2 separate regions of the Homo sapiens genome follow, and region 2 is linked to region 1. Evidence: chromatin contacts called from ENCODE Hi-C or POLR2A ChIA-PET data. All regions are on one chromosome and are shown on one strand. The core of a region is the stretch at or near the end of the contact, and the rest is flanking DNA. Distances in the headings are between cores, read along the strand shown.

What was found. Hi-C counts contacts between places; a loop is a spot of excess contacts on that map. ChIA-PET counts read pairs that join two places held with the same protein, here RNA polymerase II (POLR2A). Pooled maps may share reads with other maps.
Region 2: a map with no recorded cell type shows a loop between it and region 1 (21-fold over the local background). The contact joins two enhancer-like sites. A Hi-C loop is called at or near these places in 3 of 37 single-sample maps with no recorded cell type and 4 of 50 pooled maps. POLR2A ChIA-PET finds 5 or more read pairs at or near these places in 1 of 52 experiments (activated B cell).

The regions. Positions count from the first base shown.
Region 1 is chr7:35,727,431-35,731,410 of GRCh38, forward strand. No RefSeq gene overlaps it. Among named protein-coding and RNA genes, the nearest start is that of LINC03013, 13 kb to the left of the region's middle. RefSeq lists enhancers at 1,253-1,402, 1,853-1,952, 2,863-3,112. Within about 2 kb of position 1,926, at least 9 of the 41 ENCODE cell types and tissues checked have a DNase peak (open chromatin) inside an H3K27ac peak, as active enhancers do.
Region 2 is chr7:37,784,789-37,788,768 of GRCh38, forward strand. No RefSeq gene overlaps it. Among named protein-coding and RNA genes, the nearest start is that of NME8, 62 kb to the right of the region's middle. Within about 2 kb of position 2,068, at least 3 of the 41 ENCODE cell types and tissues checked have a DNase peak (open chromatin) inside an H3K27ac peak, as active enhancers do.

The DNA.
Region 1 (3,980 bases), core at 676-3,175:
GGTTGATGGACATCAGCACCTTTGGCATCATTGTTGATTCCAGAGTGTCCTTAGTTTTTGAGCCACCTCCAAGCAGCCTTGTCAATCACTGCAAGATGCATGCCACTGGCTTCCCCCTCTCAGGCGAGAGCCACCTGGGGTACAGACAGTGGGTCCAGCACTGTGGGAGGCATGGCGACAGCCCTCACAGACTCCTCCCATAATTTACACACACTTCCAATAGACTGGCGACCCCCACACCCCCACCAGGTTCCAATGAGAAACACTTTCTAAAGAACTCTCTCTTGTTAGAACAGCTTCCCTGAGCACAGGAACCAGGGAAGCAATCAGCATCAGCTCAGCTTGACTGTCCCCTACTGCCTGTGCATGTCCCTCCAGTAACTAAGCTGTTTTTACTCAACTTTTGGGTGTTAGCTGGTGAGTCATGGCCTCAAGGGAGCCTACACTGACTAGACTAGGCCTGGTGTTGCCCTCTTTACTTCTTCATAATGAGTAAAGGTTGACACAAATTGTGTATTTAATTATTGCAGATAACACAGAGAGGGATCATGCCCATATTGATAGCCCTTCAAGGCCTAGCATAGTGCCTGGAACATGGTAAATAGTAACATTTATGAATGTCAGCATCTCTGCAGAGCTTTCCCTACATGGATTACAGCTTAGGCTAAAGCACTTGATATATTGCCCACTCCTGCTGTTAATATTTTTAACTAGTTATTTTTCATATTATATAAGCAACATGTGAATACAAGTTCATTGTAAAAAAAATCAAACTCATATAAAAGCTATAGTCTTTTATATGTAAATGATGCCACAATAAAGCTACTTTTTAAAAAGCCGCGATCCTCCTTCACAACTCCACACCAGCCCAGTCCCATTCCTTTCCCAGACACACACTCCACTCTTAACAGTTTCATGTGTAAACTTCTAGATCTTCTTCTGTGTGTTTTCATACATGTACATATCTTCATACATTATGTGCTTTCATACATGTATATTCAGATGAATACTCATATATTTGTGTTTTTGCACATATATACATTGTGCACATACATTCAGAGTGTTTTAGTCAGAGTGCAATCAGAAGGCAGAGCAGTGCTAGATATGACATTGCAAGCAGAGGGAATTTAACAGAGATGGTGGGGGAGTTCAGTGGCCACAGAACAGCAGGAAGCCACTATCAACCCTGGAGCTGGAGGGACAGAGGGAGGAAGCAGAGTTACCAGAGCCCAGGAGCTTGGGTCAACTGGAAGAATCTGGGACCATGGCAGCACTTCCAGCTAAATCTGGAGCAGTAGAGGAAGAGGCTATCTGACAGTAGGTGGAGACATGGACGAAACCTATCAGACACCATGTGAAGCAGGGAGAAAGGGAGACATAACCTGTCTTCTTCCCTCCTCTCATTCTCCAGTGTCTGTCACTGGCTCTCCTTAGCCAGTCTGGAAATGAGCCTGGAAAATGTAGTTCCCAAGGATACAAAGCCCAGATAGAGGATGGTCTGGAATGGATCTGAGAGCAAGCAGACAAAAGGCCAGCACATGAAGTTGAAAATAAAACACATAAATAGCATCATGGTATATGTAATGTTCTAAATTTATCACTTACCATTTTTACAGAGATAAAATCTGGTTAAAATGGCCATTGAGAGCAGGCTTGATCCACAGAATGAAAGGTACAGCAGGAGAGCACAGAGGCAGACAGCAAGGAAAGACATGCTACAGAAGGGCAGCCCAGGGGCTGGGGTGGGTGCAGGTCTTGTTCCTTGGGAACCAGGCCTGATCTGCTCTGCAGAGTGGGAGGAGGGCAGGAGTATGAGATGACCATTGCCCAGCAGTAGTATCAAAGACTCAGAGAGTTTACAGCCTGAAGGAAACTTAGGTCTCCCATTTCAACTCATGACTTCTACAGAATAAGGAACTGAAAAGCAGAAAGTGATGGGCCCGGCAACCCAAAGTATCTCAGCTAGTTTTTTTTTTTTTTGTCATTTTTGGTTTTTTGGGGCATGGTGGAGGAGGTGTTAGGGGACAGTTTAGCACCAATGCCTCCTCTTCCTGCTGTGAGTCACCGAGCAGCCTAGCAGAAAAGCTGTGAGGAGAAATGAGAAGCTCTAGAGGCAATCAAGCTCATCTGTCCTGCTGGGGGGCCAGTGTTAGACACCTGACATGTCTTAAAAGCGGAGTCACCAAAGGACATCTTTTTCTTAGAAACTCCCCTAGCCTCCAGAGTCTGGTTTTAAACTGTCTGTGGCATAATCTCAGAGCCTCCAGCAGGTCTCAGGGACTGTGCTAGATACAAAGATGAATGAGATAAGATAATGAACAAGAGACATATTTCCAGGAGCTCTGAGCCTCACAGGGAATCAGAAGTGAATAAAAGGGAGCATGATGCAATGTGATAAATATAATACCTATGGCACAGAAGAGGAGTTGATAATTGCTGGGGGAAGCAAGAGCAGGGAGCTGGGAAAAGAAAGCTTCACAAAGGTAACCGCAGGGAAAGTGTTGAAGGAGGAATAGGAGCTTTTCAGAACACTAACCCCAATGTTAATAACTGAATTAGACCAACCTTCCCCAAAGACCACTATTATTCCTCAAGGATTTACACAGAAACTGTTCTTATCCCATTTACCTCTTATTACATAATGGGAACCCCCCACCCACCCACACACACACACACATATTTGAAAGTATATGATAGATGAAATGAGTTCACTGCCCCATCAACCATGATCGGCAGGGCCAGATTAAGATCTTCAGAGACTCTGGGCACTGCAAAGTTGATGGTGCTTCCATACGTAATTTAATGTAGGAAACAATGCCATCATGCACATGCCTGTAAAGAAGTCCAGCAAAGTTCTGGTTTTTCCTACAATGACACATTTTAGATGTTTTTCAAAATATCAAATAGCCAACATCACCCATGTAATGGTACTGGGATTCTTTTGGTGCCCCTGCTCTGCCAGTGCCCATGCCTGCTTATGGGTGACCCTGCACTGATGAGGCAGCCCCTTCCCACGCCAGAAACCCCAGGTGGGGTTGGCCTCATAAGTTCATATTCCTATTCTTAACCAAATGGACTTAAAGTTGTTCTTTCACTTCCCCATATATCACATGCATTATGACTTTGTTCTTTATCCCTTTCTGTCAACAAACACTCAACCTGCAACCCACGAAGGCCGTCTGAAGGTCTAGTGGTCTGGTTAACCATAAAGAAAGACTGGTGTGAGAAATGCTATTTTCTTATACTAAGCTCAGCTGCTTGTAGCAAGAGGAAGACCATGTGACAGTGAGGTGTTTATGAGCACAGGCTTTAAAAACAGCCATGGTTTAGCCGGGCGCAGTGGTTCATGCATGTAATCCCAGCACTTTGGGAGGCTGAGGTGGGCAGATCATGAGGTCAGGAGCTCGAGTCCAGCCTGACCAACATGGTGAAATCCCATCTCTACTAAAAAAAATACAAAAATTAGCCAGGCATGGTGGCACACGCCTGTAATCCCAGTTACTCAGGAGGCTGAGGCAGGAGAATCGCTTGAAACCTGAGAGGCAGAGATTGCAGTGAGCCAAGATCGCGCCACTGCACTCTAGCCTGGGAGACAGAGCAAAACTCCATCAGAAAAAAAAAAAGAAAAAAGAAAAAACAGCCATGGCTGGGTTCAACATTTGCTCTTTCACTTAACCATACGATCTTGGGCAAGTTACTTTACACCTGTAAATCCAAATTTTATCATCTATAAAATGTGCTTAATAATAGCACCAGCCGGGCGTGGTGGCTCGCGCCTGTAATCTCAGCACTTTGGGAGGCCGAGGCAGGTAGATCACCTGAGGTCAGGAGTTCGAGATCAGCCTGGCCAACATGGTGAAAACTCATCTCTACTAAAAATACAAAAATTAGCCGGGGGTGGTGGCGGGCACCTGTAATCCCAGCTACTCGGGAGGCTGAAGCAGGAGAATAGCTGAACCCAGGAGGCAGAGGTTGCAGTG
Region 2 (3,980 bases), core at 818-3,317, 2.1 Mb after region 1:
ATGGGATAACCTATCTGGACACTTCTCATTTGAAATCTCATGTCTCAATGGAAGAAAGGTCTATTGTACCATTGCTGGGAAATCTCCGTTTTGTGGTTTCTCCTCAGGCTACCTCTCTGGGTTCTGTTTCTTCCCTGTAAAATACTTTAGCAACAGAACCCAGAGAGTCAGCCTGAGTGGAAAGCACTGAAATGCCCTGGCTCTGAGATTCTCAGTTTATCCTCCTTTCTTAACCAGCTCTGCCACCCAACGTGACCATCTCAAATCCACTACAGCTGGAGGGTTCTCCAAATTCCAAAGATGGCCTTTTTAGGGCACTGTGTATCTTAACACTTTGGAAGCATCCCAGAGCATGGATACATTCAATCAAGAGTGAGACAGAGTGAGACATGCACATACGCAGAGAAGGAAAGATGAATAAAGAGAGATACTTTATGAATGTAGGTGCCTAGTGTGAAGAGCCTACACACTACTCCTAGTTTCTAGGTTGGCTAAGACTCTGGGATTTTTTAGATCAAACAGGGCACCAAGCCTGGCATCTCAAGTTTTTGGCTAATGACTTTTGAGTGTAAACAGGTTTGGAAATTGGCAGTTGCAGATTTTGTTACCACTTTCCTAAAAATACTTCAGAGTGGCAATTTAAGGACTCTAGAGAAGAAAAGTGACCTCCACCCATTCTTTCAGGAGCAGAGATTGCCCAGCAATGGCCATTTCAAATGGCACTTCCATGGAAAAGGAGAAGTGAGCAAGTTGGTGGCATCTCCAGCAGCATTTGCTTTGGACTTGCCTCAGCCGAGGACAGATTGACTTTGTCTTCTGAAAATGAAATTAGGCTAATCATTTATGTTAATGTTTTAATTTAACAGTTTAGAGGGGGAAAATAATTATGTTTAAAGAATTTTAATTCTCTAGGATTTAAAAATAAACTTCTACTTAAAGGTTAAGTTCCAACTCAAAAATAAGATTCCAGATAGCAAAAAGAAGGTGGAAAATGAAGCCATAGATAGTTAATGTGTCTGCCAGAGACTATCTCAAATTCCTTGCCATGTGTACATCATGGGGCAGTGGAAATAAAGACTTGGAACACAAACCCTGGTTTTCATCTTTATCTTCTCCCTAAGTAGCCCTGTGGCCTTGTGGTAAATTCCTAAACTCCGAATTGGGGTGGCTTCATCTCTTAAATAAGAGAATTATATTATTCTGGAGTAAATTATTTCTGAGCTCTCGTATTAAGGAATTGTTAGTTTTCTTTAAAATCTTGGCACTACCCAAGAAAAAAGTGCTGAATTCTGAGTATAGTAAGAAAATATATGAAACACCTGCATTCTTCTAGCTGTGTTGCAAATGCAATATGTACAGATTTTAGTACTTTGAAATCGTAATATCATCAATGTGAACAATTAAAGTTTGTGTTGGTCATAGTTCCAAATTGTAGCTGATTTTTATTTTTATACTCCACTCTTGGTCACATCTAACTTATTTCTTAGTTTGTCCTTTGTTAGACAAGCAATCCCTAAATATAGCACGGTTTCTATGGGAACATACATTCTCCTGAAGATTCCAGGAACACGTTTTATCTGAAAAATAAGGAACTGTCAGATAATACGTCCAAATTCAGGACTATAACCCAGGTTTTATATTTTTGAATTAATTTCATTTAAGTAGAGTTGTTTAAAATTAGTTGAAAAATTGGTTTCATGTGAAATTTTCCAGCTGAGTTGAATTGGTACATATTTGATTTTGATAATAAGAATTAAAATCTTATCTTTTATTGAGAGCTTTTTTTGAAATAATTAAGCATATGGCTCCATAACATTTGGATTCTGTTGTTTTACATCTCTGTGGCCACAAGCACTGTTGGATGATTGTGGAGCAGATGGCACAGGTGGGGACAATACTTACTCTTTTCCAAAGCAAATGAGAACTTTATCAGTTGTTACCTAAACGTAGGCCATAACGCACTTGCATTATGCATTTTTGTCCTTTTGAATTCCTGTAGCTGAGCAATAATATGATTTGGTGCTGAGTTTTCCTGTAACTGCTAGTTCCTTCCATCTTTAGGGTGTAGTCACCCAATACTTCCTCAAAAGTATGCCTTGATGTCTTAGCACAGCTACAGATGACTGTGAAGTTAGGGCAGAAAGTGAGAAGGTTGACATATGAAAATTAAAAACTTTTGAGGAAAACAACCCTCATTGTTGAAGTTACATCACCAGAGGATTGGACTTCAAAGAAAACCATATGTCCAAATGGCAGTTGATGAGAGAAGGGACCTTTGAAAATGGAAAATTATAGTTATAAATATTGGACGCTTACTGCTGAGAATACAAAAGTCTCACAGGAAGTCATGCCACAGGTCGTTTTCATTCTGAATGTGAAACATTTGGGGCAATACATAAAAGTACAATGAGAAACAGCATTGAAAAATACCTTTTAAGTGTTTCATTTTAATAAGAAATATTTCTGAAAATAAGACATTGAGAGTGAAAATGAAGCATTTACTTATGAGAATATTCTCGAATGTGTTTCACCACTAACTGTAGAGATAAACATTCCTTTGTGGCTGGGATGGCTCATCTGGGCTCTTCATTTTCACTGTTCCTCCTTGTGAGCCTTCAGTCTAAAGCTATTCTCTCGCTTCCTCATTTTTCACATGGTTTTAAAGACTGTTGAGGTTAGCGAAGTCTTGGTTCCAGTAAACTGCTCTCATTGCCTGCCCTGATCATGATTAGCAAATGACTATGGTAAATTATATCCTTATAAAAGATAATATTAGGAGTAATATTCCCCTGAAATACTATGAAAAATATCACACGGTGTACATCCACTGTGATATTAGGAGTAAATTCCCCCTAGGATATTATGAATAATATCACAGGGTATAATATCACACCCACTGTGATATTAGGAGCAATATCCCCATAAGATATTCCAAATAATGTCACAGGATGTACACAACAGGTGTACATCCACTATGATATTAGGAGTAATATCCCCATAAGATATTACAAATAATGTCACATGGTGTACAAACCGAGTGTACACCCACTGGAATATTAGGAGTAATATTCCCCTAATATATTACGAATAATGACACAGGGTGTACAACATTGGTGATATTAGGAGTAATATCTCACTAAGATATTACAAATAATATCACAAGGTGTACACCCACTGTGATATTAGGAGTAATAAGCAACTAATACATTACAAATAATATCACAGGGCATACACACAAGTTGTACACAAACTGTATTATTAGGAATAATATCCCCCTAAGATATTATGAATAATAACACAGGGTGTACACCCACTTTAATATTAGGAGTAACATCCTTCTAAGATATTATGAATGATTTCACAGAGTGTGCACCCACTGTGATATTAGGAGTAATATCTCCCTAAGATATTATGAATAATATTACAGGGTGTACACACCGTGAGGTATTCGTAGTAATGTCCCCCTAAGATATTACGAATAATATGACAGGGTGTACATCCACTGTGATATTAGGAAGAACATTCCCCAAAGATATTAAGAATAATATAACAGGGTGTACCTCCACTGTGATATTATAAAAAATATCTTCCTAAGATATTATGAATAATATCACCAGATATACACGCTGGTGTACATTTACTGTGATATTAGGAGTAATAGCCTTCTAAGATATTATGAATAATACCAACGGGTGTACACACCAGGTGTACACCCACTGTGATATTAGGAGTAATGTCCCTTAAGATATTAGGAATAATATCAAAAGGTATACACACACTGTGATATTAGGAGGAATATCCCCCTAAGATATTACAAATAATATCACCTGGTGTAAACCCACTGTAATATTAGGAGGAATACCCTTCTAAGATATTACGAATAACATCACCAGGTGTACACCAACTGTGATATTAGGAGGAATATACTCCCAAAATATTAGAAATAATATCACAGGGTGTACACCCGCTGTGATACCAGG